2 separate regions of the Homo sapiens genome follow, and region 1 is linked to region 2. Evidence: chromatin contacts called from ENCODE Hi-C data. All regions are on one chromosome and are shown on one strand. Each heading gives the region's core, a stretch centred on a gene start or an enhancer-like site at or near the end of the contact. The rest is flanking DNA. Distances are from core to core; before and after follow the strand shown.

Region 1 (6,180 bases), core at 2,867-5,366, 1.5 Mb after region 2:
TTGTGATTTTGATTTATGTTTTTCTAATGACTGGTGAGTTTGAACATCTTCTCATATGTTTATTTTTATCTGTATATCTTCCTTATTTTGTTGAGAACTTTTGCTCATTTTTTTCCTTTTTTAGATGTTCTTAGAATTCTTATATATTTTAGATAAAAATCTTTTATCAGATATGCACTTTGTAAATATATTCTTTTAGTCTGTGGCTATCTTTTACTTATCTTAGTAGTATTTTTTCAGTGCAAAAGTTTAAAATTTTGGCAGGATATCATTTGTTATTTTTTTCTTTTATGCATTATGCTTTGGTGTTATATCTTAAAAAAAAAAAGCAAACCAAATCACGCAGTTTTTCTCCTGTTTTAATCTAAAGTTTGATAGTTTTATATTACACCTTTATATCTATGATGGATGCATTTAAAAATAATTTTTGTAGGAGTTATGAAATTTGTATCAAAGTTTTTTCTGCGTATGGACATCTGCTTTTAGTTCTAACAGTTTTTATTTCATGTAGTTTAAACATTCTTGCTAAATACATACACATTTAGGATTATTATGTACTCTTGGAAAGTTGACCTTCTTTTAAAAGGTAATGCCCCTTTTTGACCTTGATAATAATCTCTACTCTGAAGTATAATTTGTCTCATTCATGTGGTTACCTCAGCTTTATTTTGATAAGCATAAGCATGGAATATCTTTCTTCATCCCTTTACTTTCAACTTATCTATTTTTTATATTGTGATCTTTTTGTGTGTAGTAAATAGTTTGATATTGCTTTTTTATTTACTCTGATAACCATTATTTTTTAACTGGAGTGTGTATATGATTCCTATTTAATATTTTATAGGATTGAATTAATATCAAATATTTTCTATTTGTTTTATCTATTCTTTCTATTTTTTGTTTCTACATCTTATCTTGTATCACTTGAGTGTATTTTTATCTCATTTTATATCATCTGCTGACTTATTATTTATATCTCCTTTTAATAAAGTTTTGTTAGTGATTGTCCTAAGGGTTATACATTCTCTTCCTTTTTTTTTTTTTTTTTTTTGAGACGGAGTCTTGCTTTGTCGCCCAGGCTAGAGTGCAGTGGCACAATCTCGGCTCACTGCAACCTCTGCCTCATGGGTTCAAGCGATTCTCCTGCCTCAGCCTCCTGAGTAGCTGGGATTACAGGTACGCGCCATCACGCCAGGCTAATTTTTGTATTTTTAGTAGAGATGGGCTTTTGCCATGTTGGTCAGGCTGGTCTCAAACTCCTGACCTTGTGATCCGCCCGCATCGGTCTCCCAAAGTGCTGAGATTACAGGTGTGAGCCACCGTGCCCGGCCCTCTCTTTCAATATGTATATTTAAATACATATTACATATATATTTAAAATTAATTACAGCCTTTCTTCAAATAACATCGTAATGTTCCACGTTTTGTTAAGTAAACATTCTCATTGCTTCTCTCCTATCGTTTGTACTATTGTTTTTATGTCTTTTACGTATGCTATAAATACGAAATAAATTGCTACAATTTTTGTTGTCAAGTCAGTTATATTTTAAAGTAATTTAAAAGGAGAAAAAATTATATTACTTTAATTTATTTTATATTTAGTTCTCTTATCTCTTTGAGACACCAACTTTTTGTCTGGTGTCATATTCTTTCTATCTGAATAAATTTCTCTTTCATATCTTGTAGCTTATGTTTACTGGCAGGAAATTCCCAGAGTTTTTGTTTTTCCAAGGAAAGTATTTCTTCTTCATTCTTGTAAAATAATTTTGTCTAGTATAGAATTCTGGCTTAATAAGTTATTTTTTCTTTAACATTTTAAAGATGTCAATCTATTATTTTCTAGTTTGTATGATTTCTGAAAAAGAAGTCTACTTTTATTCTAATCTTTGTTCCTCATGTGTGATGTATGTTTTTCTTAGTCTACCTTCAAAATTTATGTATTTTGTTTTTTGGTTATTCAAACCTAACATGCCAGGATTGTGTGTGTGTGTGTGTGTGTGTGTGTGTGTGTGTGTGTGTGTGTGTCTGGTGTTCCTATTCCATTTGCTATCCCTCACAATGGATCTGTCTCTAGCAAGTTACTCGTTACTTCATGTATGCAAACCCGGAGGGGAGTGGAGGGCATTTTCTGTACTGAGTGCAACTCCTTCTTAGGCACACTGGGAGAATAGATGTGTGGCCTTCTCAGTGTTTCTGCCCCTCACCCTGCATAGTTCTGCATATAGCATGCATTTACTCCTCATTACAAACACATATGTTAATTATAACGCTTGTGAATAATGTCTTCTTAGCAGAAATCTCCATTTTATTTAGTATTGATCAGACACAAGACTCTGCCATTATAATTGTAAAAGTGGCAGACACATAGTAGGTGTTCAGCAAACAATGGTAATTTTCTTCTTGCCTCTGCTTAAAATGTTGGTATCTTAGGGAATGTTGTCAGGAGGGAATGAGTACGTGGGCAAAGAACAGATTTTCTTTTGTGCTAGTATTATTTTGAACCTAGACAGACTGTCCTTTTGCTTTGTTAATCTGGCAATTACTTCTTTGCAGAATCAGCAATTAACAAGGTCACTCTGACCTTCCTTGAGGCAAACTATTAAGTTAGAATGCCTACTGTGCTCTAGCTATTTGGCTGATGTGGTTTCTGGGGTTTGTGGGAATCCTGCCACATTTGTAAGATTATTCATGTTCTCTTTGCATTCAGGTACAAATAAACACAGAAGTAGCATATTTCACATGTATATTCTATAAACATTTGCTTCAAACAATAAGACACTTTTTTTCTGAATTGATGGCTTTTACAAAAGGCAGTGGATTTCAAAAAAGCTAATTTTTAAAAATTAACATTTCTAATAATGAAATCTCCAATGTCCACTTTTATTTTCTATGGCGTCCTGTTAAAATATAGAACATTTAGAAAATGATTTTAGTGACCCATATATTTTAAGATTTTTTTCTCTGTTGTTTGTTTATTGATCAGGTTGTCTTCCCTAGACTGATTAACACTGAAGATTAATAGACAGGAATATAATTACCCAATTAGAAACAGAGCCTTCCCGTGTGGCCAGCTAATTCTCATTTAACTGTTTCAGAATAGTTTATTCCAGTTATTAGATCGAGCAGTGGATATGTTCAGTGGAGACCTAGACAGACTTGATGGACATGAAAAACAAAAAAAAAGGAGAGATGGAAGGAAGATGAATCATACACATTCTTATATGAATTTTTAAGGATACATTGCATAAGGAAGTGTTCTTTTGAAAATTTATGGCTATTTTAAAATATTGAGGCACAACCTGGGGCAATATGAGCCCTGTGATTAAAGTAATCGAATGATGTCTATGCCTCCATTGCCAATAAAGTGCTCCTTTACCCTTTGGTGTGGCTGCTTCAAGGTCTTTCTTGAGCAAGACTTACTTCTTTATGTCAGATTTGTATTTGACTTCTCTGTTTTTTCACTTTGTTTTCAGGAGATTGCGTTTCTTATATTTCACCAAGGTAAGCTTTTTTTTAAAAAATGTGCTTTGATTACCCACCCTCCCAAATTCTTAAGTACATCCATCTAGTAACTATCACTTCTCTATAACCATTCCCTTCATCTCTATTGGTTGCTGCCTTGTAGCCTAGTAATATTCACATAATTTCCCTGTTCCTCTCAGAGTACCCCACGCATCCTTCCTTGTTACATTCCACCTATCAATATCTTCTTCTTGAGGGACTTTTTCCTTAGTTCAGCTAAGAGCCAGGTCCTTATCACACGCCACAAAAAATTAGCCTTGCAGACCATTTGAAAGGCGAGAATAATGGGATTTACTGGGAAAAAAGGATAAAAGGGAAACAGCGACTCTCCACAAAGCCAGAACCCCTGGTGGTGCGCTTCTCGCCTCGCAGTTTTAAAATCCCGGGTTCTACACAGGAAGAGGAAGGGCCAGGCTCCTCTCTGCTGGAAACGGTACGAACTTCCGTGGCTCCACCCCAGGGCGCACTCCTCCCAGTGCACCGGCGGGTTGCAGTTCTGCCAGGAAGCCCTTCCCACCCGGCTGTCTCATTGTCATTTGCGTATTTTTTCTATTTATGTCAAACTCAGCCTAACAGACTGCGTCTACTTCCTCACTACCTAGCCACTTTTTTCGCCTCAACATTTTTAAGCATTTACTCAGTTCAAAGAGCCACTAGTTCTACCAGATTTGTTATGACAAAAAATGATTCACAGACCCTTTTTCCTTATTTCCTCTTTTCCAGAGACAATCACTTTCAATTACTCTTTATGTACGTACGTTAGTATCTCTAAATAACATGGCTTGTTTTTTTTTTTTTTTTTGAGTCTGAGTTTTGCTCTGTAACCCAGACTGGAGTGCAGTGGTGCCATCTTGGCTCCCTGCAACCTCCATCTCCCAGGTTCAGGCGATTCTCCTGCCTCAGCCTTCTCGGTAGCTGGAATTACAGGCGCCCACCACCATGCCCGGCTAATTTCTGTATTTTAGCAGAGACGGGGATTTCACCATGTTGGCCAGGCTGATCTTGAACTCCTGACCTCAAGTGATCCACCAGCCTTGGCCTCCCAAAGTGTTGGGATTACAGGCGTGAGCCACTGCGCGTGGCCCACTATTTTCTTATTTCCCACTATATATATATATATATATGTATGTGTGTGTGTGTGTGTGTGTGTATGTATGTATATACATATGTGTGTATATGTATGTATATACATATATGTGTGTATATGTATGTGTGTGTGTGTGTGTGTGTGTGTGTGTGTGTGTATATATTTTTTTTTTTTTTTCAGATTTGGCACTATTGACTACCCACTATGACAGATGAGAATTTAGGTTCTTCCCACTCCACATCTCCAAAGATGTGTGCAAACTTCCATCTTATTCTTCCAAAAGATATTTATTATTATTTTGGTTAGAACAATATTCAGTCTTGGAAATTTTTCTTGAGTGAGCCCACTGCTTTTTCCCTCTGCTTTCTTCATCTTTTTGGATTACCTTTTTAAAGATGTTTTCAACTTTATCCTCTGAAAGTTATATTGAGTTTTACTCTTTTCCCTCAAGCTTTAAATTTTATAAGATATCTTTTTGTTTCATGAGTAGTTCTTTTCCATAATACCGAAAGTTGTTTAATGAATGGAATATAATATCTTATTTCTTTGAAAATATTAGTAATACTTTTAAAAAATATCTTTTCATTTGCATAGTCTCAACTTTCTGCAAGTTGTTTTCTTCTGTCTATGGCTTTGGACTCCCTCTTCCATGTTAGTGGCTTTCCATACTTACCTAGTGATCCTGGCTGTCTCTTCATATTTGAGAGTGTTGTGGGCTAAAAGGCTAACTAGAAACTCTGAGTAAGTGGATGAGTCTCACTGACGCATCATTTCACCGTGACAAGATTGGGCTAAGTCATCTGTTAGAGAAGACGTGAAGTCCAAATATTTAGGCTTTTATTTTATTGGAAGTCAGACTTCATAAGAACCTTCTGATCTGTAGTCTGGAGGGTCAAGGCCTAGCTGCTGATATTTTGTGAGTGGGAAAAGAAGGCTGAGAGATCAGCATTTTATATGCATCAATTTCTTTGGTCTCTCTGTTCGCATAAATGATACCAGCCCTAGACCATCCCTATAGTCCAATAGTCCAGAGACCCTCTGCTGTCAACTTGGTTAAGCTGAGAAATATGTTTTCTAGACTCTCTTTTCCTGTATTCTTCTATGTTAGAGTGGCCAAAAAATAAAAAAAAAACTTTAATAAGATTCAGAAGAAAGAAGTGAAGCATCACTCAATACACTGTGAAGCTCTTTTCATGGTCAAATAGGTCAGACACACAATAAGGGTTTGTCAGGTTCCCACTTGTCCTCCCTCTCCTGAACTTCACATTCAGTGTTTCTTGCAAAGTGTTTGCCATGCTGACAACAGGGGCCTCAGGCCCACAGTTAGATGCTTTGCTGAAGATCTATAGGCATAAGAGCTACCTAGAAGCAATAGTACCCCCTAGACCTTTCCGTGAGCTTCCTCTCTGCAGCCCCAATTCACTGTTGGACATGTGTGGCTTCTTGGATTGAATGGGTGGTTATTTCTCTGATTCTCCAGTGTCTTCTACAACTATGTAAATTCTAGTTGCCATGACACACACCTAATTACATAACACTCATAGTCACCCTGCTTCTCTGTCTGAACCTTG
Region 2 (5,759 bases), core at 2,382-4,881:
ATCCACTTGGAGCGAGACCATTCAACTGTCAACGTACAGCTGCATACAAAACATTTAAGACTTGAGAGTATACAGAGCGCCAAGGGGACTATTATTGCGACTATTAAGAGGATACCATCAAAATGCTAAGGCGTACTCCTTGTTGTTATTCAAAAACAGCAATCAAAGAACAATAGAAAGTGTACAGAATTAAACATGTCTTTAAGAGTTTTCTTAAAAGTTCATGGAAATGAAAAGTTGCAATGCTCAGTGCTAGGTGTCCTCTAAAAGGAAAAATAAAAATAAAAAAATTAAGTTGCCGCCAAATGCAGTGGCGCACGCCTGTAATCCTGGCATTTTGGGAGGCCAAGGTGAGAGGATTACCTGAGCCCAGGAGTTCGAGGCCAGCCTGGACAACACGCCAAGATCCTGTGTGAAAGAAAAGAAAAGAAAAGAAAAGAAAAGAACAGAAAAGAAAAGAAAAGAAAAGAAAATTAAGAAAAGAAAAGAAAAGAAAAGAAAAGGAAAGGAAAGGAAAGGAAAGGAAAGGAAAAGAAAAGAAAAGTTGCGATGGCCAATATTAAAAAAATCAACAGTAAAACCATGAAATGAATTAAGGAAATTCCCCAGGACATAAAATGCAAAAAAAAAAAAAAAAAAAAGGTGAAAAACATAAGAGGAAAGTTAAGTGATGCAGAGCTGTGGTAATGTGGTATCCAAAGGGAGTGGGAGGATGGGGGCGGAATGCATCCCGTGGGATGAACAAAAGGATCTACTGGGATTCAGGAAGAAAGTACTGAAGCTTCTAGATGCAGTATGTTTTGTATCTTATCCTTTAAGATTATGTTAGGGTTGACTTACAATGTAAATAATTAGTACAGATACATATATAATTTAAAAATAAAAAAGTGTGCATATATACATAGGGTATATGTATGCTTTTCCTTTTAACAGACGACGAGTACAAATCTTACTTTGGAAATCACGGACATAACATATCAATCTAAGAGGACCACTATCCTCCTAAGAGATGTCTAGAAAGAAAAAGGACAGGAAAAATGAAAGGAAGATAATAAAAAATAAGAGAGAAAAACGTCTCAGAAATGAAGAAAGATAAAGGGAAAGGCCCACTGAGTGTGCCAAGTCAAATGAGTAGCAAAAGAAAACAAAACCAAACCCACACCTGGTCCAAGCCTTGAGAAATTTAGGATAAAGGATAAAGTCAAGACCCTAACAGATTCCATGAAGGGAAAAACAAGATAATCATGAAGATGAAAAAATCAGATTGTCATAAGAATTCTCAGCAGCAATAAACAATTACATTAGAAGAAAATGCAGCAATGCCTTTACAGTTCTAAAGGAAAAGAATTTTGAATATAGACTTCAATATTCAGTCAAAACTAAAAATCAAGTATGATGCAAAATAGGTTTCCCCCAGAAATCTACTCTCTTGTTCATTGACTATCACTTTTAATCAATATATCATTTCCTAATATGTAATTCTTTTAAAAATAATTTTACACAATTATTTATTGCACCCAAATGTTAGTATTGATCTTTTCACATGTCCATGAGCATGTATTTACATATGTATGCCCAAAGAAATGCTTATGCTCTCATCTGTTAGGGAGCAGGAATTTAACTGTATTCTTTCACAACATGCAAAGGAACTATAGCAAAAGAAAAACTGCAGAGCTTGGGGCTTCTGGCTTCCCACATCTCTACTTCTTTAGGTAGCTAAACTGTGCCATCACCAGGAGACATTTTTAAGCCATGACTCAATGGCATCCATGGTAACTTTAGAAATAATTTAGCCCAATGACAGCCAATTAAATAAATACCACTTATAAATCAGTTTGTTTTAAAACTCCGTCTTTGTAGTTCTTCTTATACATCTTAATTGCTCCAACAGAGAATGCTATCTTCTGCAGTCTTTTCTCTTTTTATTTAAAGAAAATCAGATATGTTTCCTCACTAAATATTGAGAAGTAGAAATGCAAGGGTTGTAAATAACTTACTTTAATACCAAGGGCTGTGAACTTACTCAAAGACTAAAATTCCATGAGATTAAAAATACCTATGCAATAATTCTAACTGACTAACACTGTTAACTATTGTTATCTCATCTAGTTCTGTATTTTGGACTCCAGTTAACCTATATAAAACAAATTGGGCCGGGCGCGGTGGCTCACGGTTGTAATCCCAGCACTTTGGGAAGTCGAGGAGGGTGGATCACATGAGGTCAGGAGTTCGAGACCAGCCTGGCCAAAATGGTGAAACCCCCTCTCTACTAAAAATACAAAAATTAGCTAGGCGTGCTGGCGCGTGCCTGTAATTCCAGCTACTCCGGAGGCGGAGACAGGAGAATTGCTTGAACCTGGGAGGCGGAGGTTGCAGTGAGCCGAGATAGCGCTACTGCACTCCAGCCTGGACGACAGAGCAAGACTCCGTCTCAAAACAAAACAAAAACAAACTAACGAATGCATTCCATTCCTTATAAACACGATAAATTATCTATACCACTTAAAAAGGTCTGGAAAAAATTCAAAACAACTGCTTAGAAGTTAATTCAGGAAAACCACGTTTTTCCAATTTTGCTTGATGCATCTTACTTCCTATCAAATGCCTGCAACAATGAGCTAAGCTTGAAGGTATCTAATGATACTAGAACAAAATTTCCTATAAAATCCAATTTAATCTCATTACAATGCATATAGTAACGCACAGAAATGAAAAGATTTCTATGATTTTCTATTTAGAATTAAACCACCCCAGGGCAACAATGATTGAGATTAGAAAGGTGGTGCCACGTTCACGACCTTGCATCAAAAAGTAAGTCTCCCTCCCGAAACACAGAAAAAAGCTGCTATTGAAAGGGCATCTCGAATCACCGTCTCTGACACCGTGTGCGTCATTGCTCTAGTTCTGACTTCTATCAGCGGGCTAGGGAAAGAGACGGACGCCCCTTTCCCCGATAGAAGAGCCCAGGTACCTGAAGATGCAATGTACACATGGCGTGGAAATGGAAGAAAAAGAAGACACCGAGAGTTAGGAGAAATGTGGAGAGAGGTGACTCATGGACAGAGCCAAACCTGGCAGGGAGAGGACAGAAAAAAGGCAAAAGAGGCAACCAGAGACAGACAGAACACTGAAGACACAAGGGTGTAAAGGGCAGAGACAAAAGGACAATAGAGACGGGCCAAGATTGAGAGGCGTCCAGAATTTTCGGGTTGGGTAGGGCCAGAGAAAAGGGCCAGTATTGAAGCCGGCTCCGAACGTAAGCCCAGCCAGGGCTCCTGTCATTCTGGGTCCTCAAGAACATCTGGGAATTCTCCAACTGCCGTCGGCCTGGCCTGAGAGTCACCTGCACATTTTTGGAGATAGAGATAAGACAGCCCCACTCTCAAGAGGCCCCAGAATTAACGGGGCCAGATTAGAGCCTGCACTTACCAGGCCACAGCGGCCCGACGTAGTCGCCACATCCCGCCGGCGGGGAGGTCACGCAGGCGCCGAGACGGCCACGCGGGAGCCCCCGTGTGAGCCCCAGCCCGGCTCCCGGTCCAGGAATGACCCAGGAAGTGGCCCTCAGCAGCAAGGGCACAGAGCCGCGGCCGAGGCCCTCCCAATGGCGCATGGACTTCCGCAAGAGCCTGACAGGCACCCGTACTCAGTCCGTCACGGAAACAACCACTTCACCCTTTCTAGGCGGGCAGCACGAACGGTCCGCGGAGGACCAGCGCATGCGCACAGTGCGTCGGGAACGGACTGGAGCAATCCATCGCCTCTCACGGGGCCCCGCCCTCTTGCTTCCGATTTGGAATTCGGAATTAGCCTTGCAGGTTAGAGATTTGGCCAGGGGAGGGAGCGAGAGTTGGGCGGGAACGGGAAGGGCTAAAGGCGTGGAATGAGAATTGATGAATGCTCACCGGGAGCCATGAATTTATTAAGAGTTGGATATTGAGGGAGCACGAAGGAAACTAGAGAGTGCAAGGTGAAATACAGTAATAGCGTACTACAAACTAATGCTTGCACATTTGCCTACCTTCTTTCTTGGGCATCTTTGTTTGAAAGCACTTTCACATCGTTAGGGCAATCATGGGAGGTGAGAAGCAGGACGAAGAGTCATGGATAGGCTAAGTCCCTTAGAATCTCTGAGGATCAGATGGGAAAGGGACTTAAATCAGTTAGGCCAGTAACGGGTTTGGAATAAGCTTGTGTGGTTTATAAAAGGCGTCAAAATGATTTGTTCAACTGTTTCTTCCGGATTTTAAGCCCACCAGTTTGTTGAAATGGTCCTCGTCAAGGCCTCCACCAGCTCCCTATTGTTTGTGGCCAGTGAGCCTGCCACAGCATTCAGTTCAGATGCCTAGTGCTGAGCACTCCTTCAACTACTTTTTCTTTTGGCTCTCTGGCCATCACATTCTCCTTTTTCCCTGGAACTGCTGCTCCCAGGCTTCTTTGATGGCTCCCCTCCCAAATTTCTCAATGTTGGACAGGCCCAGATCTCAGCCATCTTGAGCTCCTCTCCTCCATCACTTTAAATACTCCTTTCCCCTTCCAACACAAACCTTTTATGTTTTGTAAGGAAACCAGGGCCCGTAAAAGGGATGTGGCCTGTGAACGGTTATGAAGCCAATTTTTAGGGACTAAAATAAAAGGGTCCTGTGCATCCTCTTTACTTCAGGGACCTTTCACCTCCTCCCCACTACCCGCCCCCCACCCATGCCACACACATACACAAATACACAGAGCATAAAGACAATTCCTTTTCCCTTAATTGTCAGAATCATAAGTCTGGACCCATGCACTCACAATACCACCAAGAGTAGACCTAGCCATTGATAGTAAACTTCCCAAATGCAGGACTCTTAGAATTTTCTTTATTTATTGTGGTGACTGTTTCAATGGCAGGTCCAGAGAGCAATTTGCTGTACCAACCTGTGCAAACTGTAGATCTTCCTGGGATTGTAGGGTTGTACAAAAAGTGTCTTTGTAATCGTTACTTCCTTGTTATTTTAGAAAATAAAATAAGAGAAACCAAGAGACTTTAACAACAACAACAAAAAAGAAAAATTAGGGATAAAAGACTTTAACCATAAAAAAAGGAGAAACTAACCACCATCACCATTTATATATGGTTATCATATGTTTTATGAAGCCCTTGTTTTGCAGTTCTACTTCTAGGCATTTATCCTGTGGAATCATTCCCATGTATGCAAAGATGTATGCATGATGATGTTTATTTCTGCACTGTATGAAATGGGAAAAGATTGGAATCAGTATAAATGTCCATGTATAGGAACTAGACACATAAATTACATCCGTACTAGCCATGAAAACCTATGCTTTAGGTCTGTATGTCCTGATAAGGAATGATCTCCCATAGATACATAGTGTTGCCATGAAAAAAGGGCAAACTGTTGTATAATAAACTGCAACCATTGGACCAAATTCAGCCCACAGACCTGTTTTGTTTGGTTTAGACAGTGTTGGCCTATGCAGTGTTTTAAAAATAACACTACATTTGGGCTGGGCATGGCGGCTTATGCCTGTAATCCCAGCACTTTGGGAGGCCGAGGAAGGCAGATCACGAGGTCAGGAGTTTGAGACCAGCCTGGCCAATATGGTGAAACCCTGTCTCTACTAAAAATAAAAAAATTAGCCAGCTACTCGGAGGCTGAGGCAGAAAAATTGCTTGAACCCAGGAGGCAGAGGTTGCAGTGAGCTGAGATTGTGCCACTGCACTCCAGCCTGAGCGACAGATCGAGACTCCGTCTCAA

The links. A loop is a pair of places that touch in the nucleus more often than their neighbours do. Pooled maps may share reads with other maps.
Region 1: a map with no recorded cell type shows a loop between it and region 2 (2.8-fold over the local background). The contact joins the enhancer-like site here to the promoter of OPA1 in region 2. A Hi-C loop is called at or near these places in 2 of 37 single-sample maps with no recorded cell type and 2 of 50 pooled maps.

Annotation. Positions count from the first base shown.
Region 1 is chr3:192,061,572-192,067,751 of GRCh38, reverse strand. No RefSeq gene overlaps it. Among named protein-coding and RNA genes, the nearest start is that of FGF12-AS1, 170 kb to the left of the region's middle. Within about 2 kb of position 4,116, at least 6 of the 41 ENCODE cell types and tissues checked have a DNase peak (open chromatin) inside an H3K27ac peak, as active enhancers do.
Region 2 is chr3:193,591,080-193,596,838 of GRCh38, reverse strand. OPA1 (OPA1 mitochondrial dynamin like GTPase) reads right to left here and starts at 3,631. Exons shown (of 31, transcript NM_130837.3): 1 at 3,430-3,631. The coding sequence starts at 3,461. It also overlaps a transcript of ATP13A4 not described here. RefSeq lists enhancers at 3,073-3,152, 2,666-3,317, 3,753-3,802, 3,853-3,922, 3,318-3,969 and a silencer at 3,383-3,532.